Linked DNA regions of Mus musculus: regions 1, 3 and 4 are each linked to region 2. The links are chromatin loops, found by intact Hi-C in ENCODE. Cell type or tissue: left cerebral cortex. All regions are shown on one strand. Each heading gives the region's core, and the rest is flanking DNA. Links, peaks and the distances in the headings are about the cores only.

Region 1 (7,755 bases), core at 2,564-6,563, 1.1 Mb after region 2:
ATGTGGCAAAAAGCAGCCTGTGAGCGCCGATACTCCAGTATGGCTGTCTTTGAGCTTGGCACCCCCTCACCCTCGCTACCACACTCTGGTCCTCTTCATCCCCCCGCCCCCCAACTCCAGATGCTGCCGTGGGAAAGGCAAGTAGAGCTCAGTCTCTCCTGCCGCTCACCCATCCCCCTTAAGCTCCCCTTATACCCTAGGGTCTGGGCACATTGCATTTAGGGTGGAGGCCCCTCTCGCCACCACTCCACGCTGTCCCCTGACTCCGCCTTGGGAGAGAGCCTTCTGGTGAGGACGACAGGTTTAGTGCTGTTGTTCCCGGACCTTGGCAGGGGAACAAGGTTGGGGAAGGTTTCCAGGAGGAGAGAGAAGGGAGTCCTCTGCAAGCCTATTTTCCTCCGCTGGCGCGCGCAAGGTTGATTGTCCACTGTGGCTGAGGAAAGGGACCCCAGTCCAGAGCTGATGAAGTCTCAGACGCTGCAGGAGCTTGGTCTCCCAACTCATGGTGGGTACTGGACCACTCTGCGGGTCTTAGATAGAGAATAGCGCAAATGACCTTTACTGTTGGCACCTGAGGAGCTAGGCTATCATCTCTAACTTGTGGCTCTGGGAGCGAGTGAGGTGCGGTCCAAACCTGGTTGCAGATAGAAAATACAGAAATTCCACCTGTGCGCTCCACCCTTCCATGTCCCTGGAGTGTCAGAAGCCTAGCAAGCAGGGAGACTTGCTTTGCAGAGCGCTCCAGGGTAAGAATTCACCCAAATTGACATCTGTGGGGGCAGGGGGGTACTCTGCCTCTGTTCTTCTACAATATATACATCCTCGTTTCTATCTCTGGTCCTTCTGTGCCCTTACGGCTCTCCTGGGCCTCCAAATAGTGCAAGGGAGGGTCGACCGGTCTTTCAGTCCCTTTATGTGATGCAGACTCGGGAGCTTGTGTGCAAATGTCCATGGAGAGAAGTACTCGCTGCCAAGAGCTGGGAGGAGGGCAGAGAAATGGAAGTAAACACGGAAGGCAAGTAAAATTGCTTGCTGACACATCACCCAAGCTGCCCTTTCATATTCTTGTGTCACTTCGGGGTCCCTATGAGCCTGTTCCTGCAACCCCACGCTCCAAAGCTTCCCACCACAGGAAGACCCTTGCCCCTTGCTCCAGGTCCAGAATCTCCCACTCTGACCTTATATTCATCTCTACCCTTTCCTTTCTTTCTTTCTTTCTTTCTTTCTTTCTTTCTTTCTTTCTTTCTTTCTTTCTTTCTTCTTTCTTTCTTTCTTTCTTTCTTTCTTTCTTTCTTTCTTTCTTTCTTTCTTTCTTGGTCTGGTTTTGCTTCTCTCGTTCTTTCCTTTACACTGGGTGGCAGTTGTTATATGGAAATCTTAGGATGTTCAGTCCCTCCAGCATAAGCAGCCAGCAGCACAAACACACATCTCAAAGCTCTTCCATACAAGCACTAGCGCTCCAGTGCTTGGCCACCTTTGGGCATTCCCCAAGCATCTGCAGCCTTGGTCATCTTGGCTAAGGCTTCTGCCTCAACCCGGTTGAATGGAGAGGGGAGCTGCTCGTACTCCCTGGAGAAACCTCAGGACAATCTGGCAGAATTGGAAATTTGAAGTAGAAGTGAGGTGGAGAGATTGTGCTGGGGCAGTTCAAAGGGGTGAGCATTCCTGAGGCGCTGTGTGACGCGATTTTCCCATCCCAACACTGGGTATCTTGCCCCCAGTCCAACTAGCTGCATCTTTTTTTCCAAGCTGTGCAGGGTAGTCTGATGGCTGAGGACCGGAGTGGGCCTTCACTTTCTTTCTATTTCTTGTAATTGGCATATTCCTGGATTCAAAGTTCTTTGCGCAAAGAATCAGCTGAGCTCATAAACTCCATGTTAACTAACTCTGGCTTGTGGGGAAAAGGATTTCACGATGTTTTCTGCAGACAATTAAGTGCATAAGCATAAACTGTCTTGATAAGCATGGGGTGGATATATTCTTTTCACTGCTCACAATAACAGGGATCTGGATATACGTACATAGAAACCTCTCATAATCAGGCATCCCTGGGTCATCTTGAAGAATTTCACAAAGACACCAGTAATTGTAGAGATAAAACCAGTCCATTTAACCAAGACACGGTTTCATGCTGAGAATTATATTGGGCTACAATTGAGAAAGGGCACTCTTGAGATCGTTGTCAATGATGGAAGAACTTTGTGCCAACACTGTTAGAGCTTTCCCTTAGGAAAGGGACTAAAAAGAGTTATGTTAACGCCAGATTGTCATCCTGTTACAAAAAAAAATGTGTTGAAGGTTTGGCAATATAATGATAAAGAACTTTTCATCAACTCTATGGACTTTCTGAGATGAAATAATATCAGCAAATGAGTTTTAAAATCCAAAAAAGACCTCCTAAAGGCCAGGAACACCTCCTCAGGTTTGTCTATGGCCTGAAAGTTCTGTGTATATAATGGAGTGGACATAGGGAAAGTTGAGTTGTAGGACCCAAAAGTAAGAGTAGGCTACTTGACAGATGTTTCGTCAGCCTGTAAAGGGAGAAATGATGTGTGCTTATGTAAGTGTGCCTGAGGGTGCCTGGAGGGGAACTGGAGAAAGAAACTAGGTGGATTGCAATATCCCTATCATAGTTCAAGTGCATGAGAACCCAGAAAACGTGTTTGAAGCTCTTAAGTGACTTCAGAGACAGCTGTGGGAGAGATTAACAGTTAAAATATAGAAACTCTTTCTCCGGTGAGCTCCCATAGGCAACCATTTGGGGCAGGGGGACGATAAACTGCTGTCTTTAAAAATAAAACTAACAAATTACTCTAAAAGTGAATTTGTCTCTTTGTCCAGACAGGAAATTGGACACAAACTTAGAGAACATTTGCCAAATTCCAATCCAGAATAGCCCACTGCTAGGGCCAAGGGTAGCAGAGCGTCAGGGCATCTTCAGGGGTGCTAGCCTGCTGGCTGACAAGTAGGGGAACTGAAGGTGTGAGTGTCCAGTGGTCAGTGAAGAATGAGCTGGCCCATGAGAAGGCATGTGTCTCCAAGACCCACCCCAATGCGAAGAGAAGAAGGAGGTGAAGAAGAGAATTAGAGCCAAAAGTAGGAGAGGTGAAGAGGAAAGGAGAGAAAGGAGAAGGAAACGTAAGGGCAGGATTCTGTGGAAATGACCTTAATAAAGTGTGGTATAGCCTCAACTCCTCACACTGGTCTTAATATGCCACTACGTGAAACAGTGTTCCTAAGTATCTTTCCATATAACTTCCCAGAGAGCATTCTTCATCTTATCTTAACATTTCTTCCTTTTACTCTATAAGGTAGAGTCTGATAAACAACACGTCAGAGTCCCCTTGAAAGACCGTTTTTACTCATAAAAATTACGTTTGCACTGGTATATTATTTTTGATGTCTATGCTGTGTCCCCACAAGGACTCAAATGCATTCAACCCTGGTAAAATTTTCCTTGTGGCTATTTACAACTGCCCATCATCCTTATCATTTGTTTGCACTCCGTTTCCTTTAGTTCACTGAGCAGATGTTCCAATCCCTTTCATTAGGGGTCAGCAAAGCAAGTATACTTTCTGCATATCCTAGGCTCTGCTGTTGTCTTGTGGTATAACAATATGTGCATGTGTGCATAAATGTCTCCCCCTACCTGGTGTGTGTGTGTGTGTGTGTGTGTGTGTGTGTGTGTGTGTGTGTGTGTGTGTAAGAGAGGCAGGGGGTAGATCATGGAAAGCAGGTCACTGTTCCTTAGGCATTTTCAAACTTTATGCTAAATTCCCGGTTCTTTCCTAAGCCGCTTACATGCATTATATTATCTGTTTTGCTACAAATCCTTATGATTTTAAATAGTGTCAGGCACATCCCAGGAACTTAACAAATCTTTGCTGAATGAGTAAATATAGGAATCCATTTTCTCATCACAACAATCCTAGGAGACAGATGCTAGTTTCTTGATTTTACAGGAAAGGAAACCTACAGTCACAGAAATGCAGTGATGGCCCCAAATCACATAAATAGTATGTTGCAGCCCCAAGATGCAAACACAGCCTGTTGGACTCCCAGAGACTTCACTCGGGTACTATGCAAATTGACTGTATGTAGAGGCATAGCCGGTATTTTTTCTGTGTTTGGGGAAAGCAACTGTGATATTCAGTTTTCAATCATGTTCTCTCCATCCATTTAATTCAACTCTGCCTTTTCTGCTTAGACCCCCTACATCCAGGGAAAGAAATGTAAGGGGAGTCAGTGCCAACTACATTCTTAGTTGGCACAACATGCTTATTCTACTTAGTTAGTTATCATTTCTGCTGGAAGAAACCAAAGGCATTAAGAGTACCAGGCACTTTGCCAGGTGTCACATCCACCTCTAAGCTAAGGCAAGAGAACCCAGAGGATGTCAGATGCCTTCAAGTTGAACACATGATAAGTAGATAAATAGATTTCCCAAAGTGAAACATCTAAGTACTTCATGAAAAAGTTCACAAGTCAACGTCCATTCTAGCATCTCTCCATAGTATTATAGTGAATGAATTGCTCTCTACTATTCCCCCCTCCCCTTTGGACATTCGGATTCTGAGTTTCAATGGCTTCTTTTAATTTTAGTCAGACCTTATTGCCAACCTCTGCTTTGCAAGGCAAATGTGACTTTGTGTACTGCTATCAGCTGAGGAGGAGGAAGAGAAATTAGAGCTTCTATGTTATCGATTCCTGTCTTACTTCATCTCGTTTTCTTCTTTCTTCTCACATGCTGAAGTTCCTTTTATACTATGACCTAAATATACAGTCATCTTAGCTGCTGCTGTTACCATGGTAATGCTTCATGGTAGATAAGGGTATACTATAAGAATCAGTTTCTGTCATTAGTAATGGAATTCTTTCCCCCTCAACCCTTCTCCCTCCAGCCAAGCTTACACCTAATGATGCCCTCTGGTGTTCAGAGACAGAAAGTGCACTGGTTTGTTTATGAGGCGCTCATCATTGTTTAAAGCTTAGGAGACACTTTAATTTCAATTCGAAAATAAAAATGACTCAGATAAGGATTAATTAACATAGTTTAAACAATGATATAATAAAAAAGATTTTTCTGTTTTCTAAGTATGTTAAAGGATGTCTACTGTGCAGAGATCTAGAAAGTTCTATGTATGTATGTAAGTATTTAGACCTATACACCCTTTTGCACTTAATATGATTGCGAAATGTTTTTTATGAGAGGCAGAGAAACTTCCAAGAGGAGAATCTAGTAGAATATTCTGTATGCTTTGATCTGCGGATTTAAAAGAAAATGAAGTCTTCTGACTTAATGGGGAGACTTCCTTGCTGGAAATGTCTAGACGTTTTACTCTTCGTCTGCATTAATGAGCACATTTTTATTAGTCACTCATAACCCAACAAACTGACACAAAACTGATGTGCTAAGAACACCTTATCTTTCTCACTCCAAATTCTACAGCTTCTTCTACGTAAGTGGCAAAGCAGGCCAGTGCTCTCTTTGGGGCTTCTCCAGAACTTCTCCCCAAATCTCCCTTGCCAGGGGGTTTTATTATGATGTATTGAGCTGGTCCTCCACTCTTCAGCTTTCTGTACTACACCTCCTTCTTTCATTCCAAGACATCCTTTTCATAATGCAAAACTGAACTTCTATGTTATCGACATGTAATAGTACTCTTTTTAAAAATTCTCCAGTGTTTCTCAAGTGGTTGTAATAAACTCTTCCAACACTGATGCAGTGAGACTGTCCAGCACTGATGCAGTGAGACTGCCCATTACAAATGCAGTGAGACTGCCCATCACAGATGCAGTGAGACTGCCCATCACTGATTCAGGAGACTGCCCATTACAAATGCAGTGAGACTGCCCATCACAGATGCAGTGAGACTGTCCATCACTGATTCAGGAGACTGCCCATCACTGATGCAGTGAGACTGTCCATCACTGATGCAGTGAGACTGTCCATCACTGATGCACTGAGACTGTCCATCACTGATGCAGTGAGACTGTCCATCACAGATGCAGTGAGACTGTCCATCACTGATGCAGTGAGACTGTCCATCACTGATGCAGTGAGACTGTCCATCACTGATGCAGTGAGACTGTCCATCACTGATGCAGTGAGACTGTCCAGCACTGATGCAGTGAGACTGTCCAGCACTGATAAAGTCTCTTTCCCCAGCTGCATCTTTACTCATCATTTCTTTCTGTTTGGTCTGCATAGAAAGACTTCATAGTAGCTTAGTATTCTGATCAACTAGAGTAAAAGCTAAACAACTATTAGCCAATGTCTTCTTTCTCATCATTTCTTCCTCCTCTCCTTTCTTTCATTTAATTCATCAGTGATGTTGTTATTATTACAATAACCACTGAAAAGCAACCAGATTTCTTATTTATATTCAGAATCAATATAATAACATGGAATTTTTGGTGTTTAATAGACATGATAGTGTGTTTTGGAGGGAAAGACAGGAGTTTTAAAGTATTGCATGGTTTTGAACAATTTTTTTGTGAATATTTAACTAAAGTATTTGAAAATGAAAGTACTTGTGAAATTTAGCTGATTTAATCTAGTCCTGGTCATAAAATAACAACTAGAACTTAAAATTTAAAATTAAAGAAAATAGAACAATGGATATATTTTTATTAGTGATAAAAAGCAGGCATTTATAATACACTGGTAATAAGAATTAATATTTATACACAATCTTAGGCTAAAGGCTGAGACATGATGAGATATGGATTTTGGTTTTGGTTTTTAAATAGCTGACTGACTTTCTAACAAAATTTTTGCATAGATGTTTAGAACTCCATAAATATTCATAGTCCCTTCCTACTTTATTGTACAACAATCTTCCTAGGCTGCATCCTAGGTTTGGTTCAGATGTCTGGTACATGGAGCCATGGACCAACAAAGCTGAGCGTTTGTATTTTCAAGATAAATTGAAGTGAATAATTGAAGTGCGGTGTGTGTGTATTGTGGGGGGGGGGGGGGCGTGTTCTGAAGTGTTAGGTTTTCCTTTGCCTCAGAAAGGCATCTGTTTTGGAGGCTAAGTACTCATTTATCCTTAGGTTCTGACCTCTAGGCACACAAAAAACAGGTTTCCAATGGTCAGCATACATAGCCAGTGCTTTGCATGACAGGATTCTGAGAACTGGCTAAATGACTACTACCTTAAAGCCTTTTCTGGCTTTTTAAAGAGAGTAATTCATAGGTTGAATGCCTAGAATACTCTGTTCTTCATGAAGAGATTATGAGTCAGCAAGAAGTCTCCCAGGAATCTAGATTTTTTAGCAGGTACCTGATATGATCCCAAAATGGACAGAAGTGGAGCACATTTTAAGTAATAGTAAAACATAATACAAATAGTAAGCTTTAGAACTTACAAGACATTGAAGAGAGGGAAAAAAATACAGAATGCTCCACCCTAAAATGTTTCTACAGGACTTAACATGAAAGCTCTGTCTCCCCTTATAGATTGTCAAGATCCAGAGACAGTGATGTGCATAGTTAGAAACCTTTTGGTTTCCTGGACAGATTCCAGGATAAGCAATTGAATTGAATAAATAACAATTCAGCATACCCGAGGGTCATGGTGTCTGTCTTCTGCATACCAGTTTGTTTATATGCAGCTCAGTTACAACCCCATATCTACAGCCTTCGAGTTAGCCTGGACTGGGAAGGGTTGAGCGTGCAGTTCCCTTTGTAAGCCTTATTTCAATTTCTACCCCTTTGTGTTCTTTCTCACTGATGTCTTCCCTGAACAT
Region 2 (7,755 bases), core at 1,262-5,261:
GGACATCCTCTTGGAGATGGGGTGGGGGAAGAGGAATGGGACCAGGAAGGGGGTAACGACTGGACTGTAAAAAATAAGAAAGAACTGTGACAGTTCATCTGCCTATATTCTCATTAATGTGATTGCCACAGATGGAAAGATGACATAGTCACCGCTCCCCTGTCCACTACTGGTTCTCCCTTCTGCAGCAGCTTTAGTCCCATACATAAGAGGCTGCTGAGAGGGCGGAGGCCTGACTTATGTGGAGGCAGAGCAGTAGGCTTAAGTCCGTGCTATTATGGTTGATGGCTTTTGTTTTTAAATCTTTAAACAAGATTTCTACAGCTTTTAAGCATCTTCATTAAAAGTCTTGGCCATTGTTGCATTTTGAAAGTAATTTGCTGCCCACCAGATAAACAATAGCTGTTAGCTAGCACACTCTTAGGGAGACTTGTAACTGGATCCAAAGTGCAAGCCTCTTGCCTGCCGCTCCACTCCCCTGGCCTGGAATGAACCTAAGGCCTCACTCCTGGTAGACAGATGCTCTGCCACCGACATGGATCTCCATCCAGCCATTGTCTGCCACCAAGAACACAGCATTGGGCCGGCAGCAGGGTAGCTCAGTGCATAAAAGGCTTGCTGCTGAGGCTGATGCCCTGAGATTGGATTTGCAATACACATAGTAGAGGGAGAGAACTAGCTCCAGCAGGTTGTCCTCTATGTGCATGGTGGCAGAGAGCACCCACATACAGATGACTGAATGTAAGCCTGCCAGTTATCAAAGCCTGAGCATTTTGTAAGCCTGTGAGAGATGCAGAGCTAAGGAAACCATAGCTTGTGCAAGGTCAGAGGACAGCTCGGGGCAGTCAGTTCTTTTCACCATGAGGATTCCGGGCGGGCTCTTGAGCTTGGTGGCAAGTGTCTTTATGCACTGAGCCATCTTACTGCACCAGCATTACCTTATTTTCTCATCAGTGCTTCCAGAAGTGCAGGGGACTAACTTTAGAGGTCAGAGGGCAGTGGGAAAGTGTGCGGGAGGGAGGGACACAGTGGTGGTGGCAGCGGTGGCAGCAGCAGTGGCACAGCTGACCAGAATTGATATACATCCTGCAGCAGAGGGTAATGGGTAGGAAGGCCTTGCTGATGCCTGGATTCAGGAGACATGGGGAGAAGATGTTATGTGTTCCTGTGCAAAACAAAGGGGAGAGAATCAGTTTTTAGACATCGATTTACAGAGTTTTGGCATTTCAAGGGCAGGCTCTCTATTTCTGACTAAGTTAAGATAGGACTTTAATTCATTTTCACTCAGTTAATCAGTATAACTGAAGTGTATGTTCTCTTCATAATGATCTATACTGTACAAGGTGTGAATTTAGCCTTTCCTAAATCCCACTTTCCCCACATTATTTTGAAAATGTTGGATCTTCTGAAGAACTGGGAGGAATGTACAATGGATGCCTCTCGTTTTTGTCCAATCAGTAGTTGTCTATAGTGCTTTCTCCGATATGTATTCTAGGTTTCCTCCTGCGTTTGTCACACCATTGATAACACCTCAATTGTTAAATGTGTATGTATGTGTAAGTGGAGATCAGAGGTTAGTTCACCTTAGATGTCACGCTTCAGATACTCTGCATCCTACTTTCTGAAACAGGGTCGCTCACTGGCTTGGAATCCACAGCTTTGGGCTAGGCTCGATGGCTAGCAAGCCTCAGAGATTTGTCAGTCTAGCTGCCCAGCACCGGAACTCAGGTCCTCATAGCCCTGGCTGTCCTGGAACTCACTTTGTAGACCAGGGTGGCCTCGAACTCAGAAATCCGCCTGCCTCTGCCTCCGGAGTGCTGGGATTAAAGGCGTGAGACACCACTGATCAATTGATCAATAATTAAGAAAATGCCTTGGGGCTGGATCTTAGAGGAGACACATTTTCTCAATTGAGACTCCTTTCTATCTGATAACTCTAGTTTGCACCAGACTGACATGAAACTAGCCAGTGCATTGTGTTATTATTATTTTTTAGGGGTAAAAGTGATTAAATAAAAAATTCAGAATGCCTCACCCCACTTTCTCTGCAGCTATTAAAGTACACTGGGTTATTTTTTCTCAATTTAAATACATTTTAGTATGCCAAACCTATTGACCTTTCCCTTGGTGGTGTGTGATCTTTATGTTTTATTCTATTTTTTTCCCCTCTAATCAGCTCTTTTGTCAGTTTAGCAGATGAGTTGGGAGGAGGGAGAGAAGTAATGAGGTGGATGGATGGAGAAACACAGAAATGGAGGGAAATTCTGAGAGAGGGCTTGACTAGGGATGGTGGAGGAGAAAGTTGGTTGGAGAAGAAAGGGAGACATAGCTAGAGGCAAGGACATCTGGGAGCTCAAAGAACTTGACTTTGATTGAGCTGGGAGAGAGAGAGAGAGAGAGAGAGAGAGAGAGAGAGAGAGAGAGAGAGAGAGAGAGAGAGAGAGATATTTTCCTCTTTTGAGGAGGGGAGAGGCAGCAGAATGAGATACAGGGGCCCAAAGGGCAAAGGAACAAAAGGTTCGGGTCTTGGTTAGGGTTTTACTTTTGTGAGGAGACACCATGACCAAGACAACTCTTAGAAATGACAACATTTAATTGGGGCTGGCTTACAGGTTCAGAGTTTCAGTCCATTGTCACCAAAGTGGAAGCATGGCAGTATCCAGGCAGGCATGGTGCTGGCAGAGCTGAGAGTTCTACATCTTCATCTGAAGGAAGCCAGAGAGCATCCTCAAGCTGCTAGGAGGAAGATTTCCAAGTCCATCCCCACAGTGACACATTTCCTCCAACAAGGCCACACCTTCTAATAGTGCCACTCCCTGGGACGAGCATATGTAAACCATCACAGTTCAGGTAACCAAAATGGCTGGATTATATAGGGAAAAGCCTCATCGGGAAAAGCAGCCCAGCCCCTGAACTGGTGAGTTTAGGGTAGAGGGCTGCATGTGCCAGCCACACCCTGTAACAGGCCGGGACTGAGGGATGCTGGCGAGGACCAGGAGGCCAGGTCCACTTTGATATGTTAAGTAGTCCTCTGCCATTGTCCCAGGGTTAACAGCCCCACTAGGCGCAGCTGATTTGTTTTTCTGTTATTTGAAGCCAGAGTACCCCTTAACTAGATAAAGGTCAATTCCAAAGACTGAGAGCAACATGAGAAGGGTGGTTTCGATGTGCTTGTGTATGTGGGTGACCAGCAGCGCGACCGGACAAGAGTGGATTCATCTTTGGCTCCTGCATGGTAGATGATTCGCGCTCCACTTGAGGAGGAAGTAAACTTCAGATAGGTTGCTGGTGGCTGCCAGCAATCGCTACTTGGATCCAGTCGTGCCAGACTCCGCAGACCTCTCTCCATCATCTATCACGTGGCTGAGGACTACCCTTAACTAGGCTGCATAGCACACTTGTGGGCTTTTGTGAAATGGAACCTTTTCCCCCTTTTCGTCTGAGAGTCGGCTGTGGTGGAGATTAGTGTGGACTTCATAAAGGCTCCCAGGAGAGTGAGTTGTTCACTTGGCATGGCACCCGCTACCTCACCCCCACCCTGGTTTAGTAGGTAACACAGCCACGTCTGACTGTATTAATACAATTGCCAGCGTCCTTGTCACCCGGAGGCTTTGGTTCAAAGAGGCCTAGGTTTGCACCTCGCCCTCTTGCTTCCCGAGATGGCCGTCAGAGGGCGCTGCGGCTCCGCGAGTCGCTTCCGGGAATGGAGAGGGCGGGGCAGGGCGGGGCGGGGCGTAAACCGGAACCTGGCAGCGGGTTCCGCCCTCGCGCCGGGGAGGAGTCCCGGAGCCGAGCTGGAGCTGGAGCACCTCTCACACCCTCCTCGCCCTCCCCACCGACATCATGCTCCAGTTCCTGGTGAGTGGGGCCTCGGAGGATCGGGCCTCGCGGTCGCCTCGTTCCCCCGGGGTCCCGGGTCGGCGGTGCACGGCTCTGCAGTTGGGGCTCGTCGCCCTCGGGTTTGCTCGCGCAGTTTTCCTCTGGCCTCCTCCTAAGTCCTTGGGTCTTTGCCTGGGTTTGTTTATATGTAGTCCTTCAAGTTCCGAAAACTTTGGGGTGTCAGTGATATGACTGCGTTTTCAAAAAACCACTTACTGTGAGCTCTTGGCGAAATCTTCGCGGTAAGTTGGGTCGGAGGAGTCATCAAGATGACTTGGCTCCTGTCCTCTCCACGCGACTTCCCGTAGACCCCCATCTATTATATACGGCTTATTTGAGGCCTCAGAGTGCCTTTCACACGCCGTGCATTAGTCAGCCACATCACGAGGTCGCAGCGAGAGATCCACAGTGCCCTCCCTCTTCAGACCTTTACAGATTGCCCGCTTTGAGGAGTGAGTCAGACTGCCCTGCGAGTAACTCTTGTAAAAACCTGCCCCTCCCCACACCCTTTCAAGTCTCCTTTTTGAGTTAACACGTTTTTCTGGCAAAAATCAAGTATTTCTAAAATTGCCTGTTGAGGATTCTAGGAAACTTGCCAGTCAAATTTTCAGATGAAAGTTTTCAAACACTTTCAGATGAAAGCGTTTCATCTTCGAATTCTAATAAAGCAGATATCTTCTTTCTTTCCCACGGTCAGTGGCTACCTGGTGCTCCGAGAATGAGTATTGTTTACATAAAACTGCCCTACAAAGACTCAGTTGCCTCTGGGGTTTCTCTAGTGTCCTAACTAGGCCTTAGTTTAGGAGGTAGGAGTAATTAGCAGTAATTTACTTGTTAGGAATCACTTTTAAAAGCAGCATCAGCCAGCTAGTGTAAGGTGATAGGATTGGCCCTTCCACTGCATTTGCTGTTCATTGATAAGCAGGGAGAACATTAAATCGATTACACTTAACCTTTTAAGTGCTTTGCTGAATGAGGCTACCTGGTGCGGGACTAGCGCTCTGTACTTAAACATGGGTTTTGATTGGAAAATTCAAAATTTTCAACATTTATGGAGAGATGCTGAAGCCGACCATTAGATGCTTAGCTAGGATGTAACTGATGTTCCTTCTCTTGCCCTGGGTCTGTCTCCTCTTCATTGCTTTTGTTGGGAAAAGTGGAATCAGATGTACAGAGATGGAATCAACTTTCCTCTTGTGGAACTTGGTCAAACACTGCTAGTTTCTGCAAATCTTGCTTTTTACATTAGCCGTTTCAACTGTTTTCTAAATGGTTAAGAGTTTAGACCCTATCTTTAATCTCAAGGTGTGTGTGTATGTGTGTGTGTTGGGGACGTGGGGTTGGGTGGGTGTTGGCCAGGTTATTTAAATTTTCTATGCTTCAGTTTGCACCTCATGAGGTTTCAAAAGGAGCCAAGATGTTGAACACGTAAACACTAAATCGTGGTTGAGATATACTGCCCTGTCTCTTCTGTAAGGTATCAGAAATGGGAACTGGCCTCCCACTGATAGGAGAGGCTTGGGTGTGGTGGAAAGATTCCAGGCTCTTCCCTTTGATGGTGCAAGGCAGCTGAATACTTTGTAACCTCTGAGATGTTGCCTAAGTTGAAAACTTGCATTTGATTGTGTGGCTTGTCTACCCATTACCCCTATTTCCACACCGCACTCCACAGCTTGCTCCTAGCTTGGCTGAAGTTCTTTGAAGGAACACCTAGATGGGAATTGGACTGTGAGCACTGCTGTGAGTGTCAGGGCACCTGAACACTGCTACAGTTTCTGTTCCTCTTCCCCCTGGGGCCCAGTAGCATCACCTCCTCATAACTCACCCTCATTCAGCTGCTGGGGCCTGTGCACCGTGCTGTGTGGGTTCTGTCCTGGGATAGCTCAGAATTGCGGAGTGAGGGGACCATATCTGGGTGTAGCAGCTGGGAGGCTCTCTCCCTGTCTCTAATCTTGTCTCCCGCTGCTTGCTTCTGCTCTTAGTTCCTGTGAAGTGCTTAAGTCCGGAGCTGGCTGTGCTTCCTAAACTCACCCTTAGGGAACGGGCTCCTCCCCAAGCCAGCACCTTTCACATCAGCTTCCAGGACAACCTTGAATCCCCTTCTCTGTGCTTCCAGATCCCAAGTATCAACTGTCAGTGGCTTTCCTTTGCCTTTCTCTCAGCCTCTACTCATCTGGATTGAGTTTGCCTTCCTGCTTTCCCAGTCCTTTCCCCACACTTAACGCTCACATTTGAAATGTTGACATAGTCATTGATTTCTTTCTCGTATTCATGCATTCACCGGTTTATCTAGTCTTTTCTTAGAATCATGTAATACCGTAGGTGCATCTTCTTTGTTACATTGCATCCGTTTATCTGTTGATGACTGTGCGTGCCTCTCCTGTGAGGGCCTGCACGTGCAAGAAGTCTGAGGACAGCCTCCAGCAGCCGGTTCTCCTTCCCTCATGTGGGTCTAGGGGGTTGAGCTCAGGTTGCCAGGCTCGGGTGCAGGGTGTTACCCTGCTGAGCCATTTTTCCACGCCAGACCTGCTGTGTAGTCACGAGTAAGATCTTTACTTGCTCCGTGCCTCAGTTTCCCCCAGCATAAGCCTGGGCAGTAATAGTGGTTATTCCACGTGTGCATGCTTGTGAGGATCAGGCTGTGAACTAGCAGGGTTCTCCAGTCTGGCTGGCATACTGCCACTTCTCTCCACTACTAAAGGATTTGGTTGGGGATATAAAGGGACTTAGTCAATACGCAGTGAGTGACTTCGTTTGCACTCAGCTCTGCATATTGCTGGGCCCATCCGCATATTTAACTAACCATGGATTAGATAAATATGAATGAATATGAAAAATATAAATATTAGCAGATAGTTGCTCATCAATGGTATGTGTACAGTTTTTCCTTGCCGTTCCTGAGCAGTGCAGTGGGATAGACTGCCGCAGGCCTTCCATACAGTAGGTCTTATGAGTGATCAAGAGGGTTAGAGTGTATGGGAGGACATGGGGGGCTCCCGTGCAGTTGTAGGACCTGCTTGAATAGCTACAGATGTTGGTGTGGGGGGTGTCCTGGGATGGAGCCCCTCATTAATTTTAGGTCTTCCTTCTTCACCTCATTACTACCGTTGATTATAAGATAGTGGTTACAAGGTAGCTCCAGCTTCTTTTAGAGCAGGCAAACCCGTACACCTTTCCCAGAGAGATTTCATGTACTTCTGTTGAATATTGGCACATTAAGGAGGTTTTTTTTTCTCCTTCTTTTCTTCTCTAAGCAGTATTACTGAATATAAAGCATGCTTTCCTAGGAAGCAGTGAAGGGCTTTAGCCCTAGCAAGGTTTTGCTTTAATACACAGAATGTAGGGTTGTTTTTTTTTAAACTACTAAACATTTGGTGATAGTCTTCACACTGAGTTTAAAAACTAAGACAGAGAAATGGTAGTGTGTGTACATGCCTCCTTGGAAGGCCTTCTGATTTCTTCTTTTGAATCTGAATTTAAGAATGCTGTTGCCATGGCTGAAGAGATGCCTCGGCTGTTGAGAGCGCTGGTCGCTCTTCCAAAGGACCTGGGTTTGATTTGCTGTACATTGATAGAGGCTCACAACATCTGTAACTCGAGTCCTAGGGGTTCTGATGTTCTCTTTGGCCTCTGTGCATACTGCACGCATGTGGTGGGCATTATATTATACATGTGGGCAGGACACCCATACAGGTAAACATAAATAGCATTTTAAAATATTTTATCAACTTAGCTTTTTATTAGTTCTAGTTAGTTAATGTACAGTTTTTTGAGTTGTAGATGCTTTTACCATAAACCAAATGTCATTTTTAGGTTTCCTTTTCAGTGCTGGCATGAGCCTATATTTGCTTAACAATTTTTAAAAAAGATTTTATT
Region 3 (7,755 bases), core at 2,216-6,215, 320 kb after region 2:
GCCTAAACTGAAAACAAATATTTCTTAAGAAGCAATTACATATACCCATGCTTATTACCTGCTCCACATTCACTATAAAAATTGAGTGCTTTATGCTAGCGAGGTTAATCAGAAAGTAGTCTTAGCAAAAGTCCTTGTTTGCTGTACTTGTTAGAACAAATAAAATAAAACGATGGGAGCAATATAGTTTAAGCAGTTACAGGTGTATGTCTGCCAAACCATAAAAATTTACACTTGAAAATTCCTTTACTCTGTTTACATCCGATTATTGCTTAGCCAAAAAGAGATGGATTATCAAGCTCTTCCACTTATCACAAAAGCATATAGAGTAGGAAGGATAGCATTTTTGCAAAGACTTTGAAAACATATTTTGTTCTTATGTGATACTTAACACAACTTCATAAGTTACTAACATTATTCTTACTTTTATTTTGGCATTGATAAAGTGGAGTTCCAGAGATAACCTCCACAGTGCTATAACCAGTGAAACTAATATAGGATCCAATTTTTTGACTTATCAGCCTGAACATAATGCTATCTCCGTGCAGGGAAGATAATGGATTTGAATCTCAACACTGAGTGTAACAAGATTTTAGGATTTTTGAAAATAAGTGTCTTAGTTACTTTTCTATTGTTGTGATAAGACATCAGAACCAAAACAATTTATAAATGAAAACATTTAATTGGGGCTTACAGTTTCTGAGGGTTAGGGTTTATGACCACCATGGTGGGGAGGAGTACAGCAGGCAGGCAGGTATGGTGCTGGAGCAGTTGCTGTAAGCTCAGATCTTGAGACACAACCAGGAGGGAGGGACAGAGAGAGAGAGAGAGAGAGAGAGAGAGAGAGAGAGAAGGAACTGGGAACTGCATGAATCTTTTGAAACCTAAAAGCCTGATACTGGTGGCATACTAGCTGCCACAAGGCCACACCTCCTAATCCTTTTCAGGCCGGTTTAACCACTGGGGACCAAGTATTCAAGTAAATGAGTCGGTGGTGGCCATTCTCATTCAAACCACCCAAAGTATTTAGAAACTAGGTATCCATGTTTGATTGGGGTCCAAGGAAATTGTCGAACTGACCATTATTGAGATAAGATTATCAATCATATTGCATGGTATTTTATCTGCAACTAGATCCACTTTTTAACACACACAGACACACACACACACACAATTTAATTCCATTTTCTTTCTTATAGCCAAGAAATCAAATGCATGCGTCCAGATTGATGCTAACTTAAAATTTAAAGAAGAAGAGTCGCTTCCAGCCTGGGTGTTCTTCCTCCCTTCCATTGTAGATATGCCCTCTTTCTGTGATTAATGTTCTCTCTCTCTCTGAATAGGTACCTCATCTAAACACTGAAGGCAGACCTGGGTTCAAGTTTCAGTTGTCATCACCTGGCTAAGTGGCCTTGAGCAAGTGAATCCCCTTCAGAACCCAGTTCCCTCATCGGCAGAGTGGAGGAGAATCAGCTACCCCTTGGAAAAGGTTTGGAGGATGGGAGCGGCAACTACCTTAGTGTCCCACGCCTTCAGAGAAAGTGAATGAAGAATGAATGAACGATCGTAATGGCTTTTGTATTAAGAAAAAGCTCATCACACTGAATATGGCTGGGGTGAAACTGGCATGAGTGTTGACAAAAATCTTCTGAAAGATACTAAATGTTTGACTCTGACTGAGGTCCTCCTCTGATGCTCTGACAGTAGTGGAGTATCCAGCTGGTTTCTGCTGAGAAGATACAGAAGACCAGCAAATGTGTGTTGCTGGGGGCTAGGGTTTAATTCTGAACATCTGCCAGTGGTGACGTTGTGGCTTTTAACCCAGGGCTATTTTGAGTGATGACTGAGCAGCTTAGGGTATCTTAAAGGACACAATCCTATCTAGTCATCCTGATTGAGGATGCTTAATTAGCTAAAATCAGTTTTAAGAACTGAACATTGTTTGGAAATTACTGCAGTGGGCCTTTAAAAAACATCTATTTACATAAATGTCTAATCAAAGTGATTCGTACTGAGAAGTCCTTGGTTGTTTTCTTGGTATGTTTATTATTTGAATCTGAAGATCCTTTTTAGTTATATCTTTCAACCTTGAAGTATATTTCCCTTCTGGTAATGATTAATCTCCAAGAAAGCCCCAAACTGCTTAGTATGTATTGATCTACTTGAACCCAATTAACTTGAGCCCAGTTTCCCCTTTGGGAGATGTTGACATTTGAAACTAATGAGTTGACTTCTGTTGCTATAATATAAACAAATGAGTTTTCTTTACCTTCTTAGGTTTGCATTCTTTAAAAAAGCTAAAAAGTTTTTAGTGTGTATCTGTGTCTGTGTGTCTGTGTATGTTGTGTATCTGTGTGTGGGTGTGTCTACACTCATGCCATAGTACCCATGGGGAGGTCCTTTGTGTATGTGTGTGTGTGTGTGTGTGTGTGTGTGTGTGTGTGTATGTGTGTGCATGTGTGTGTGTGTGTGTCTGCACTCATGCCGCAGTATCTGTGTGGAGGTCAGAGGACTTTTCGGAGTCAGTTTTCCCATTGCACCCTGTTAGCTTTGGTCTCTTTGTTTCTGCTGCCGCACCGCCTACATTCTAGCTGGCCTGTGAACTTCTAGGTGACTGACTGCCTTGTATCCAGCTCCCATCTCACTCTAGGAGTGCTGAGGGTAATGTGTGTCCTCACATTCAACTTCAGTCCTAGGATTGAACCCAGGTCATCAGGCTTACATGGCTACTGCTTTTTACCTGCTGAGCCACCTTCTCAGTCCAGTTTATAGTCTAGTTTATGGAAGTAGGCATGCTGAAAAGTCTTTACCCAGATTGAAACAGCATGTGCGGCAGCTTTTCTTCAGATTATTCAGGTGTAGAATAATACTCTTTCTCATCCATGGGTAAGATTTGCTTTTTGAGAAATGGAAGCAGATGTAGCAGTTCAGTACTGTAATCCTAGAACTTAGGAGGCTGAGGCAGGAGGATTGCCATATCCTGAGACATAGTAACATACATAGTGAATTGAATCCAGTTCAGCTGGGGTTACAGAGTAAACTTTGTCTCAGACAACAAACATATCAATCAATCAATCAGTCAGTCAATCAATCAATCAATCAAACAAACCAAACCAAAGAAACAAAAGTCACTAATTGGAGGGGGAGAGAAAAAGAGAGGGAGAGACATGGATAGACTTGATGTTGGAGCTCTGTACTCCATTCTACTCTACTCCATGCTTGCCAGACTCATCTGTAAGAATTCCACTTTTGGCATAAATTTAAGGTTGGAGTGGAATTCAGTGGGCGATGCCAAGAGAAACCACGTGTAACATTTGGAGGATGGGTGACAAGTTGAGAACTTGAATTGTTAACGACCCATCTAGAGCCTCAGATGATAAAACTGGAAGCAGTGAGAAATGATCTCTCTATAGGCCCCATAGGAGACATTTATAATGATTAGAACATTCCATGGAAGGAGCAGGCACCTTGCAGGGTAAAGGGTAGCTCTCTCTGCTGCTGCTTGGATGATGTTCCTTCAAAGGTACTACTGCAGTGGCTTTCACTTTGGGCAGAAGTTTGGATGGTGACTTCTGAAGATTCAATTTAAATTCCAAGATGCTTTAGTTTTCATATCTTTAAGAACTGAGCCTGAGAAAATATCTGTGTACTCACTGTGTGTGATGTGGACAAACTGTAGATTCTTCCTGGACTCCAAGCATCTAGTCTGTAAAATGAGCTCTTGAGTGCTAGATCTATAATACATACACACCCCTTACATTTGAATGGTACCTACTCTGAAGGATGAAAGAGAAAGACTGGAACTTTTATCACCATTGTTGACCTCTCGATTCTATCCAGAAGATAATATTTTAGTAGCTTATTAAACAGTACCAATCTTCTCGCTAACTTTTTAAAGTTTATGAAAGTAGATAATCTACATTGTAAGATGGATCCAATTTGTAAGTCACAGGGTGTCAATTTTCCTTTGGAAGAAAAAAATAATACAACCTGAAAATTTCAATTTTTCTGGAAATTCTCATTGTACCATGACTTCACTAGATGGTATTTGTAGTCGCTGCAGCTTACACACTGTTTGAACTTCACACATCTCTTAGAATTGTAGACCCTAGTTGTAGAATCCCAAAATTGTCAGCTCAGGAATCTTCAACCTCTAGATCAGCTTCTTTTCAGAATCCAATATTGGCTAGCTCTCAGGAGAAGGCACTGAAGGAGCTGAAACATTTTCACTTCTAGTTTCATGAATCAACACATTCCTCGGAGCACAGAGCACAGGGCCAAATGTAATGCGGACTAGAAGCTATTTCCAAAGTATTTACTTTCCCAGCAATCCAAATCACCCTCTCCCCAAATGGATGTACTCGTAATCACAGCTTTTACTTTGAAAACAATGATTATTTGTGGTGTAGGTAGCCAAAACTCTGATATCATAAGAACTCATTTCCATGAGGACAAAGGCCTTTGTATTGTATCTCCAGAACATAAAAGAGTTTAGCAGTTAGCTGAACTCAGTAATATTTTTGTTAGAGCAAATGAATTGTGAGCTATAAAATTTCAAACTTTTCCTATCTGTACTTCTAATGGTGAGAGAGCCCCCTGCTGGAAAAAATTGGATCTTATGTGTACAATAGCAATGTACTGCATCTTGCAAATATTTCAGTTAACTAGACTATGGCAATACCTTATTGGTCAGGTATGATTAAGATTCTGTTATGAATTACCAGATAGAGGACTCAGTTTGTCAGTAGTTGGATGTATTAAAGACAAGCAATGGGTTCAACCCTCTTAGATAAAAAATTCTTAATGATATTTGGATTCATATAATTATTATAGATATGTTTAACTAAATAATACTCTTTATTAATTCTTTAAGATGTTAGTAGATGTGACCATATTTTAACACCAATTTATGATATGTTATATGACTAATATAAGCATCCCAGTCAAATGCAATTTACAAATCAATTTGATACATTTACTGATATGTATTTAATATATATACATTCACGTAGGAGAATAATCATCTTTTTGATACATAACTAAGTCGTTCATAACAATTACTTGGTACTATTACAAAATCAGGATAGAATGTTAGTTTTTATAATTAGGGCTACTATGATGAAAAACGTCATCACCTTTCACTCACTCTAGCACATACATACTCAGCATAGAATTAACCCTTAATTCCTCAAAATTATCTTCCTTCCTTATCCCTCCCTCCTTCCCTCCCCCCTCTCTCCTTCTCTTTCTTTCTTCTCTATCTTCCTTCTTTCTAGACAAAGTTTACTCAAATGCCAGGCTGCCCTTGATCCCATAGAGATATCTTTCCCTTAGCTTCCCAAGTCTTGGGATTACATGAGCTGCTCAAGGAGAGAGATACTGAGCCAAGGAGATGGGAGAGCCATGCTTAGGGATGATGACAGAAGAGGATTCAGCAGCAGCTCATGTCTCCCAGAAGACTGTGAGCTCTTTCAGATGATGCACTAGTTCTCAGTGCTTGGGGACTGATTGAGGAAGCAAGATTCTGGAGAGATTGAGTGGAGGAAGTGTTGTAAGGCAGGAAAGTATCTGGAAGTAGGAGTCAGCTGGTCAGAAAAGCTCCAGATCCCTTCACAAAGGAGGATCACTTCCCATTTAAAAATAATAAGAGGAAGAGGTCTTCAGCCATCATCAAGGGATAGTCTAGAGGCTTTCAAGCATGGAATTTCCTATGAATCATTGAAACAACCTTTGACTTTAGAGTGCAGCTTAGTTATAGAGCACTTGTCTGGCATGTGGGAGGCTCTGGATTTAATCCCAGGACCCAAATCAAACTCTTTTGTGCCCCATTTCAGAAATTCTCATATGAACCTGGTTTGGGGTATAGGGTAGGTGTTAGGCTGCTTAAAAGCTCCCCAGTATACACCCAACACTGGGACTCAATGTTCTGGTGAACTGTAATAACTTCAATGTCAGATGAAGCACACTAGAACCCCTGGCCCTTGGCTCATCCTTCTCTCTGTTTTTTATTCTTTTTTTCTTTGTCATTGTGGTATATGGACACACCCTACTTCCCACAACGTTTCTAAGATGTAAATCTCCTAGTCTTTGGGACCACTTTCCTTTACAAGAGGAACTTAGTTGATGTGATTAAGGCCTTTGATATGGATAAAGAAGAAACAAGATATGATTAGTGCTTTAAAATGACATTTTGGTCTAGGTACAAAGGACAGGAATGCGAGTAGTGGGTGGTACAGAAATGAACTTGGAGACTACTAAAGTGGTCTGTGCTGGAGCTGATGGTGGCTTATTCTAGTATGGAAAAGAGCAAAGTGAAGAATTATTTTAGAGGCACAACCAAAAGTGCTAATCAATGCATGGGATACAGGATGATGGAAAGGGAAGAGTAAGCTTTTGGCTTAAGCAATTGGGTGCTTGGTGTTGCCACTGGTGAAGAGAAATCATATGAAGTTATAAGTAGGAAGAGAGAATGCTGAGTTTTATCTTGGACTTAATCATTTTGAGATAATTGTGTGACTTGCAATGGTGATGCCAATAAGAAAACAGAGATAAGGAAGAATCTTGGAGGAAACTTCTGAGAAGTTATTCTAATTTAGGATGATGTAAGTAGAATCAAAAAGACTACACACTACAGGGATTTAAGTGAACGTAACTTCTGAGCTATCTTCAGGAAAAACTTATCACTTTACAAGATTCAACAAGCCTTTTTTAAAAGTTATTTTTTACTCTTAATTATTTATGAAATTTTTAGGCAAATGGATGTATCTGTAGGATATTATCCTGAGTGAGGTAACCCAATCACAAAAGAAGTCAGTTGATATGCACTCACTGATAAGTGGATATTAGCCCAGAAACCTAGAATATCCAAGAAAAAATTTCCAAAACACAAGAAAATCAAGAAGAAGGAAGACCAACGCATGGATACTTTATTCCTCCCTAGAATAGGGAATAAAATACCCATGGAAGGAGTTACAGAGACAAAGTTTGGAGCTAAGATGAAAGGATGGACCATCCATAGACTGCCCCACCCAGGGGTCCATCCCATAATCAGCCACCAAACGCAGACACTATTGCTTATGCCAGAAGATTTTGCAGAAAGGACCCTGATATAGCTGTCTCCTGTGACGCTATGCCAGTGCCTGGCAAGTACGGAAGTGGATGCTCATAGTCATCTATAGGATGGAACACAGAGCCCACAATGGAGGAGCTAGAGAAAGTACCCAAGAAGCTGAAGGGATCTGCAACCCTATAGGTGGAACAACAATATGAACTAAGCAGTACCCCCAGAGCTCATGTCTCTAGCTGCATATGTTGCAGAAGATGGCCTAGTTGGCCATCTTTGGGAACAGAGGCCCCTCGGTCTTGCAAACTTTATATGCCCCAGTACAGGGGAACACCAGGGCCAAGAAGTGGGAGTATAGGTAGGGGAGCAGGGCAGGGGGAGGGTATAGGGGACTTTTGGGATATCATTTGAAATGTAAATGAAGAAAATATCTAATAAAAAATTTAAAAAATTATTTTTTACTCTTAATTATTCTGTAGATTGATTTAAATGAAACTAATATCTTTAGGCTTATTATTTAAGAATAAGATTTTATGAAAGAATTATTTAAGGTATTCTTTCATGGATCTCAGCTGACATGCAACTGCTAATTTTCAGTTAAGAGTCCTAGATATCAAAATTATCTTTCTGTTATCATAAGTATATGCGTACACTTATTTAGGAAGTGATCTTAAAATATAGCACCTGTGCAT
Region 4 (7,755 bases), core at 2,411-6,410, 250 kb after region 2:
TAGTAGATGGGAACAGATACAGAGACCCATAACTGGACAGTGTACAGAGTGAGAGACCTTAGAACACTTAGTCCTAAATGGACTGTTAACATCAAATCTCTCTCCTCAGGGCCCAGGGAACTCTGGAGAACAGGAGGTAGAAAGATTGTAAGAGTCAGTGGGGAAAGAAGACAAACAAACAAAAACAAAAACAAGACCTAGTTATAACAGGGCTGATGCATATAGGAACTCAGAAAGTGTAGCAGTATGCACTGGTCTGCACAGGTCCAAGCCCGATGGGGTCCCAGTGCTGAGGGGACATGGATGCATGCTGAAATCCCTAATCCAGAAGCTATCTACAACTGACAACTAATCAAAAAGGAAGAATTAATTTTCTCCAATGGAGTTTCACTGGGCATACAAACCACACTCAAGGGCAGGCCCCATGCTCAGCAGTAGAAGGCCAACAGAAAATGAACTCACTAGTACTTCTGAAGTGTTTTTGTTTCATAATACTTTGAGTATTTAAAAAAATGTGCTTATGTATTCTGTGTTCCAATCTTATGTTTTTATGGGCTGTTTGTGTGTTCGTTTATCTGTACATCTGTACATCTGTATATCTGTGTATCTGTATATGTCTCATGCTTTTCTTTATTTTGTTTTATATTCTATTCCGGATCTTCCTTTTTTTCTATTTAGTTGCCTGTTTGTTTTCTAATGATGGAGAAAAAGGAAGAATATGGGGAGTTGGGAGGGTCTGGGAGGAGTTGGGGAGGGAAAATATGATCAGAATATAGTGTATGAAAAAAATCTATTTGTAATTAAAATCTAACATCATCATTTTGACAACTGCATATAATGTGTAACTTAATGAATATAAATGCTACAATTCTTCTTCCTCCACATATTTATAGAAAAACTCAAAGAGTATTTCCCCATCTTAAAAATTGCAGTATGTGTGAAAGACAAATATTAATTATGAAGTGTGAGTGAGACAACTTTGGGGGAGAGTAAGCATTTTCCTTGTAGTTTTAGAGAAACATGTTGGTTTAACCAAAACAGGAAATTTAGACTATTTTGGTATGATGTTATAGTAACTGATCATCAGTTAATTTGCTATTAAAGGGTCTATGAGTTTAATTTACTCAGTTCTTCATAAGTGAAAATAAGTCTGTCAACTGATTAGTAGATAATGAAAATATAGCATCGACATAAAATCCTTTGACGTCACAAAAGGAATGGAATTCTGATACATGCTACAACCTGGATGAATCAGGAAGCATGCTAGACAAAATAAGCTAGAAACAAAAGGACAGGTATTGCAGGACCCTGCTTATCTTGTGTAGGAAGAGTCATAGAGACAGAAAGTGGAATAGGGATTACTGGAGCCGGGGGCAGGGTTATTGCTTAACGGTTACAAGTTTGTTTAGGGTGACAAAGAATTGTGAAAACAGGTAGTGGTAATGATTGCACAACTTTGCAAATATATTTCATGCCAAGAGAGCATGAGCTTAAAAAAAATGATCCAAATGATATATTTTATGCTGTATATCCACAATAGGTAAAATAAACACACGCAACAGAAAGAGCAGGGAAGCCCTGAGCTTGTGCTCAGTTTTTCTACTGTAAACTCTGTTCAGACCAGGAGGCCAGGTTGCAGAATTCTGTACCAAGAGTTCCCAGAACAGGCTCCTCTAGGCTCTACTGAAGCCCACAGGCTTGGTTGTATTTCCAAGTTTCTCTGGAATCTACCATTCTCAGTATAACACCTCCTTGTCTGGTACTCCCAGTTCAAGGGACTTGTGCTAGTCTCTCCAGATTCACCTCCAGGCTGCCTCCAGGAGAGAAGGAGGCTCCTCAAGGCATTAGCTTTCTAACCTGCCCTCCATTACCTCTTAGTTTCAGACCGTTCTCCATTTTACTGATTCCTACAGTGTTGCGATCTCCTGGGAGACTTGAGTGAAAAACCGGCTGCAGTTATGGATCTTACAGGTCTTAAGGATCTGTATTTTTATGTTTTTGTTTAATGAGACATAATTTCTTTAGCTCCTGACTTATTTATAAGCACATTGTTTGAAACAAATTCCAGTTATCTTTTAAGTTTTATTTACTTGTGTCATAGCCAAATATGTGCTCTTGTTATATAAGTCTCTTAAACTTCATATAATTTAATCTATAATCAACTGCACGTTGAACTGTGTAATTGACTTTTTTGAAAAAGGTATGGTGAGATTATTTTTCCTCTATTACCTAAGCAGGCTATCAAGGGCCAAGAGAAATTTGAATAATCACATAAAGTGTGACACACACACACACACACACACACACACACACATATACATATATATATATATATATACATAATACACACACACACACATATATATATATATATATATATATATATATATACATACATACACACACACACACACACATACATACATACACATGCTTTTTCTATTTTTTGACAAATTCCTATGTGTAAATAGTAAGTTGTTTAACTACCCTTCCTAACTCCCTCTCGCTCCTATTATCCTCCCTCTCTACTCCCACAAGTCCCTTTTCCTGTCTTCTTGCTTAGTTGTGGGACTCACAGATCTTAATCCAGACTGACTGTATGGCAATAGGTTTAGGATTATTCATTAGTTTGGTGGACTCACAATTTGATACACAACTGAAAACTGTTCCTACCCGGAATATATCATTAGCTGATCAGGGAAAGAGTCCCATGAACACTGCCCTTTCTATGATTGGTTGTTGATATCTTATACAGGCCAACTACAGCTGCTGTGATGTTAACAACGGCTGCATCATACCCTAAAGATAGGATTTCATAGCCTTTCTACTGCCTGCTAGTTCTGCTCTTTCTGCTTCATCTTCTGCAGGGCTCTCTGAGCCTTAAAGGGGGTTGTATAAAACTGCTCATTCACCTGTCACTCTCAGGATCCTGAACAGTCATGACTTTCTGTATTCACTTGCATGCACTGAAAGAGAGCCTTCTCTGATTAAGGCTGAACGTTATCTATGGGTACAAACATAATCAGAAAGCAGTTTGGTGCCATGTCGATTTAGCTAATCAACAATAATGAGTTTCCCTCTATGGCTTGCAAATTCTCCAGCTATGTATTTTGATCACATTTACAGTACCAAGTGTGCATTCCCTCCTGTGGAGTGGCCTTAAATCCAATCAGAGTGGTTAACCTCTTAACAGTTGGGTCATGATTGTACCATCGCCCGTCTCCACGAGCAACATTCCAGCAAACTCCAAATGGACTATTAGGTTTGGAAGATTATGTATATCCTTGTTAAATTGGTCTTCTTTAGGTTAGATGATGTAACATTACCTCCAGAATGGCCACAGCTAGCAGCCATGACCCCGGGATCAAAAAGGACTTTGGAGAGGAGGCAGGTGGTCATTGGCAGCAGCTAAAGCTTACACATTTTCTTAAGGCTGAGCTGTCCTTCCATCCCTTCTTTTTACATCCCCAAGTGCATTCCTTTGCCTTTTCTTTTGGGAAGGTGAAGTGTATCGAGTATTTTGGATCAGAAAGTTGCTAAGGACAGACAGAATATTGGAAAAAAAATCTGGGGTATTGAGAGTTTGAGCCTCCATAGACTTCAAAATCCACTTTAAAAAATGCAAAATTCTGTCCCAGATTTGACCTACTCCTATGATTTGTGCCATTAATCGATCTCTACTGTATTCTTCTCCCTTGTTTCAATCATTTATTCATTCCCCCCCCCCCACTGTGTGTCTGTGTATGTATGCATGCGCTGCAGAACACATGTGGTCAGAGGATAACTTGAGAATTCAGAACTCTTCTATCACATGGGTCTAGTAAATGAAACTCGAGTCAGCAGGCTTGGTGCCATGTGACTTTAAGTGCAACACCAACTTACTGACCCTTAATGACTATATTCTCTTCTGACAATACATATTACATTTTTCAAAATTTAAACATTTGCTTTAGTGTCTGTGTGTGTTTGTGTGTTTCTACATAAGTATGTGTGCATATGAGGATGTGCTGAGATCCAAGGATAACTTGTGGGAATTGGTTTTCTCCTTCCATCAGTTAGGTCCAAGGAATTGAACTCAGGCCTCTAGACTTCGTGTTATATTGCCACCCACTGAGACATCTTGTCATCTTTTCTTTGATTTTTCGCTTCAAGGTTAGACTTTCCTATACTATACTACTTTCCCTCTATCCTCTCTATCCCTAAATAGTTATCTCTTCAGTGTTATGGCTAAAGAAATAACCCAGTGGGAGTGTGCCAGGGAGAGGGGTAGGAAAAAAAAGGTTTTGGAAAATAGTTGGAAGAGCAGCCATCTTCTGGGCCTGTTGCCCAATTTTGATACATGAGTCACTGTGGGTGCTAGAATCACGGAAGACTGACTTAACTGATAAGCTAAAGTCCTCTGCCCTGCTAAGGTAAAAACTATTTGAAAAGCAACCTGTACAGTTGTCATATTTGAAGACTTGTCCTGTTTATTGGTTCTTTGAATCACCAAGCATCTCTGGAAATGGGACAGGGCTCCATTAGTTGGCATTTGCAGTAGCAAATCCTGTCTAGGAGGGCTGTCAGAATTCTCAGCACTGACAACCTCCTAGGGTAATGAGACCAGCTGACCATCATTTATTTATGCCTTCAAAGGACTTTGGAAGCCCAGGTAACAATGGGTGGAAGAACAAGTCTGTCATGTATTAATAAACAGGAAGGCTGATCATGGGAGGTGGGTTCTCTTCCAAGAGGGATCACCAAGGACTAATGGGCTCCCCGGAGCTTTAGGCCAGGCCTCTTTCTTCTAATGACTTATTGGTTGAGGTTACCAGGAAAGAAAATTGTATTTCCCCCTCTTTTGTCTGGAGAAACTAAAGTCATTTTATTAGTAAATTCTTTTAAGAGAAGGCAGAGATACATCTACCCGGGATGCTCCCAGCACATATAGTAGGGTACTGGATTTTTTAAGTACTGAGCACCTATGAAGTGCCAGACACCATGCTAGGAATGAGGACAGTGTAGTTCCTCAAGTGTGGATTCAGTCTTTCTAGGTCCAGGGAAAAGTTAGTTTGAAGGATACCAGATCAATTTACTTACAAGGACTTTTAGAGAATTTGTGTGCTCCCTGGAGACTGAAAATATCAGAGACAAGTCTCAGGGGGCTTATGGGCAGGCAGAAATAAACCAGTGCAGTGGAGACTGTGGCAGGAAGATGAAGTGCCAGAACCTGGGAGAGTAATACCATGTGAATTTGTCTCCCGGTGCTAAAGGCTGAGTTCCCTCTGAGACTCCAGCTTAGAATCCTTCCCTTTCTTCCTTCCTTTTTGCGGTGGCTGTCAATCCTTCACTTTGACAGACAGCTGTGCCAATCCAGTGTCTGCCTCCATCTTTATGTGGTGCCTCCATGCCTTCATGTTGTCTTATAATAAGGACCCCAGCTGTTTACAAATACAGTGACATTTTGAGGTCCTGGACACAGGGACTTCAATTTCTTTCTTTTTTGGTTCCTGTTAGGGGTTGCTAAATTCTGAACCCCAAGATCTAGTTGCCCCCTCAGACAAGTGCATCCTCATATACACTAGCCTTTACTGTGTAAACTTTGCTCCCCAATTTAAGGCTATTGGGTAATAAAAGGATATACAGCCTGCGATGGGGTGATAGAGAAAGGCGGGACCTGAGAACTGAGTAAGGGGTCCTGAAAAAGACAACTGTGGGGGAGGGTGGCAGGGAGGGACAGAAGGGGGAAGAGAAAGATGGAGCGAGGAAGAGAGGAGGAGGCTGCCCTGAGGCTGGATGGATCATGAGCACGTGGCCAGAAGAAGTGCACCCCGAAGACATGCGGATAGAGCCAAAGCAGCACAGGTGAGACTCAAACAGCAAGTAATAGAGGGCCACATGGTTTGGATAACAGCGTAGAAACTAGGCTTACAATCTAGGCTTCCTGCTGGGAGTTGGGACAATACCATATCTAGCACCAGGGGCAGCAGTATGAATGAGACACTGGTGGCTTTTTGAGGGAAATGACCGAAAAAAGAACCATCACAGAAGTCAAGATGAAATATAGGTTTTACATTTAGATGATTACAAGAATAGTGAACATAAATTAAGCTTAATAAGCAATTTGGAAGACAAATGTTTAGTGTGGGTGGCTAGGTGCTGAATGCTCAGACATACAAGGCAGTTGGAGGTAAGGGCCCAGAACTTGGGTGAGAAGTGATCTGGAGGACTTTTCCTAGAAATGATGTTCCTTAGCAGTCAGCCAGATGGTCTAACATCCTTGTTTCTAGGACACTGTTCCCATTTCCACACTTTTAGAACCCTCACTTAAGGCTCGAAAGCAAAATGCTTTTAATTTCTGAAAATCTAGTACAACTGCCTTCTCAAAACTGATTACTGTAAACAGCCTTAAAATAATTTCCTGTTTTGTATTCCAAATTGGTGATATCAAGGTTCTTGGATCTTTCTTCTGGTTCAAGGACAGGTTCAGCATTTTGATGCCCTTAATATAGTTGAAATTGGAGTCACTGTTATCTCTCAAGATGTTGTAATTATTTCATGGAAACCTGGGAGATGTAATTGTATTTTCTTAGACGCATTGATCATCATTAGGGGAGGGGAAGTAGGGCTGAGCAGAGAGAATCTTTTAACGTTCATTGGATGGATATGTTTATGGATACGAGAAGAAACTTGGTCACTGCTGCCAGGATTTCCTCGAAGTCTGATAACAGAAGTTCTGCTCTATAGTTGTGGGCTGAGTTTGAAGGCACATGGTCCATAATTCTGTATTTAGAATTTGTTCCCACAACTCCCTGACATAATTAGCCCAGAGGCTTATTAAGAAAACCTATATCCTCTTTCATGAACAGGCAATTTCAAAGGGAAAGAGTGGAGCCAAAACATGAATGAAGTTTTTAGAAAACTATCCTAAGGGTTGATTTACAGCATGACAAAACTAAACATTGAAGTCAGGAAACACCAGGCGAACTCTAACCCACATAGCTCTGAGAAGAAAAAACTAGTAACTACAGTTAATTTCCTTTCTTTCAATATTAACTTAGCAGGCATGTAATGACATACCTTTAATTCACTAATTAAAAAAGTATCTTGAGAAAAAACAAAAACAAAAACAGAACTCCAGAAAAAGTTGTTCAGGATGAGGATTAGATAAAAATTCTGTTTAACCAGTTAGACTTCCTCTTAGAAGTCATGGCCTTTAAACTTTAAAGGTGATGTCTAATTTAAAAAGGTCTTTCATATTTACTTATTTATATCTTTATGTTTTTCTTTCTTTGAACCTCTGGATGTGGAGAAATTTAAATGTTTAAAAGATAATCTACTTTCATCAGGACTAATTGTCCTGGGGGGGGGGTATAACTTGTTTTTCTGTGCAGTATTAAATAAAGCACACCACCACTGCCCTTTTCTGTTGCCTGTGGCAACTTTCCACGTTTCCATAGGGGTTTTTATTTATTATTGTCACTAAGGGAAGAATAACTTAAGAGTGACATGGGACATTTAAAGTTGTAGAAGATGAGATGAACTACAGGATTTATTGTAGGGTAGTCAGAGGAGGGAGAAAAAAAAGACAAAAATCAACTCTCCATGCACAAGAGGGAGGAAAAAAAAGATGAAAATGTTCTTCATGCCCTCCTGTGTTCTGGGGAGCAAATACTAGGAAACATGGCCTCCTTGGTGTTTTTATTTTGCTAAGCAAGGACGGCCCTGTCCCTGAGTCTAGAGGCACAGTAGGTCCCTAAAGAGTGCTGGGCTTCT

The links. Peaks named below come from ENCODE experiments on the same cell type or tissue, not always from the same donor. Only the 100,000 strongest peaks of a DNase experiment are listed, where the experiment ranks them.
Region 1: it touches region 2 in a loop (3-fold over the local background); 3 of 42 quality-filtered maps call a loop at or near these places.
Region 3: a loop joins it to region 2, with 6 times the contacts of the local background. A loop is called at or near these places in 16 of 42 quality-filtered maps.
Region 4: a loop joins it to region 2, with 2.7 times the contacts of the local background. A loop is called at or near these places in 2 of 42 quality-filtered maps.

The regions. Positions count from the first base shown.
Region 1 is chr6:36,389,018-36,396,772 of GRCm38, forward strand. The region is part of intron 2 of Chrm2 (cholinergic receptor, muscarinic 2, cardiac); the gene reads left to right. Among named protein-coding and RNA genes, the nearest start is that of 9330158H04Rik, 4.7 kb to the left of the region's middle. In left cerebral cortex, for the core only: a CTCF peak has its summit at 4,928 (motif pointing left); a DNase peak (open chromatin) is centred at 4,927.
Region 2 is chr6:35,248,925-35,256,679 of GRCm38, forward strand. It overlaps 1810058I24Rik (RIKEN cDNA 1810058I24 gene), which reads left to right and starts at 3,786. Exons shown (of 3, transcript NM_001384235.1): 1 at 3,786-3,858. The coding sequence starts at 3,844. In left cerebral cortex, for the core only: a CTCF peak has its summit at 3,658 (motif pointing right); DNase peaks (open chromatin) are centred at 3,728 and 4,288; H3K4me3 peaks cover 1,352 bases; H3K27ac peaks cover 883 bases.
Region 3 is chr6:35,563,361-35,571,115 of GRCm38, forward strand. No RefSeq gene overlaps it. Among named protein-coding and RNA genes, the nearest start is that of Mtpn, 27 kb to the left of the region's middle. In left cerebral cortex, for the core only: a CTCF peak has its summit at 4,606 (motif pointing left); DNase peaks (open chromatin) are centred at 3,305, 4,334 and 4,599.
Region 4 is chr6:35,498,792-35,506,546 of GRCm38, forward strand. No RefSeq gene overlaps it. Among named protein-coding and RNA genes, the nearest start is that of Mtpn, 37 kb to the right of the region's middle. In left cerebral cortex, for the core only: no CTCF peak of the experiment used is centred there; DNase peaks (open chromatin) are centred at 4,299 and 6,197; H3K27ac peaks cover 2,008 bases.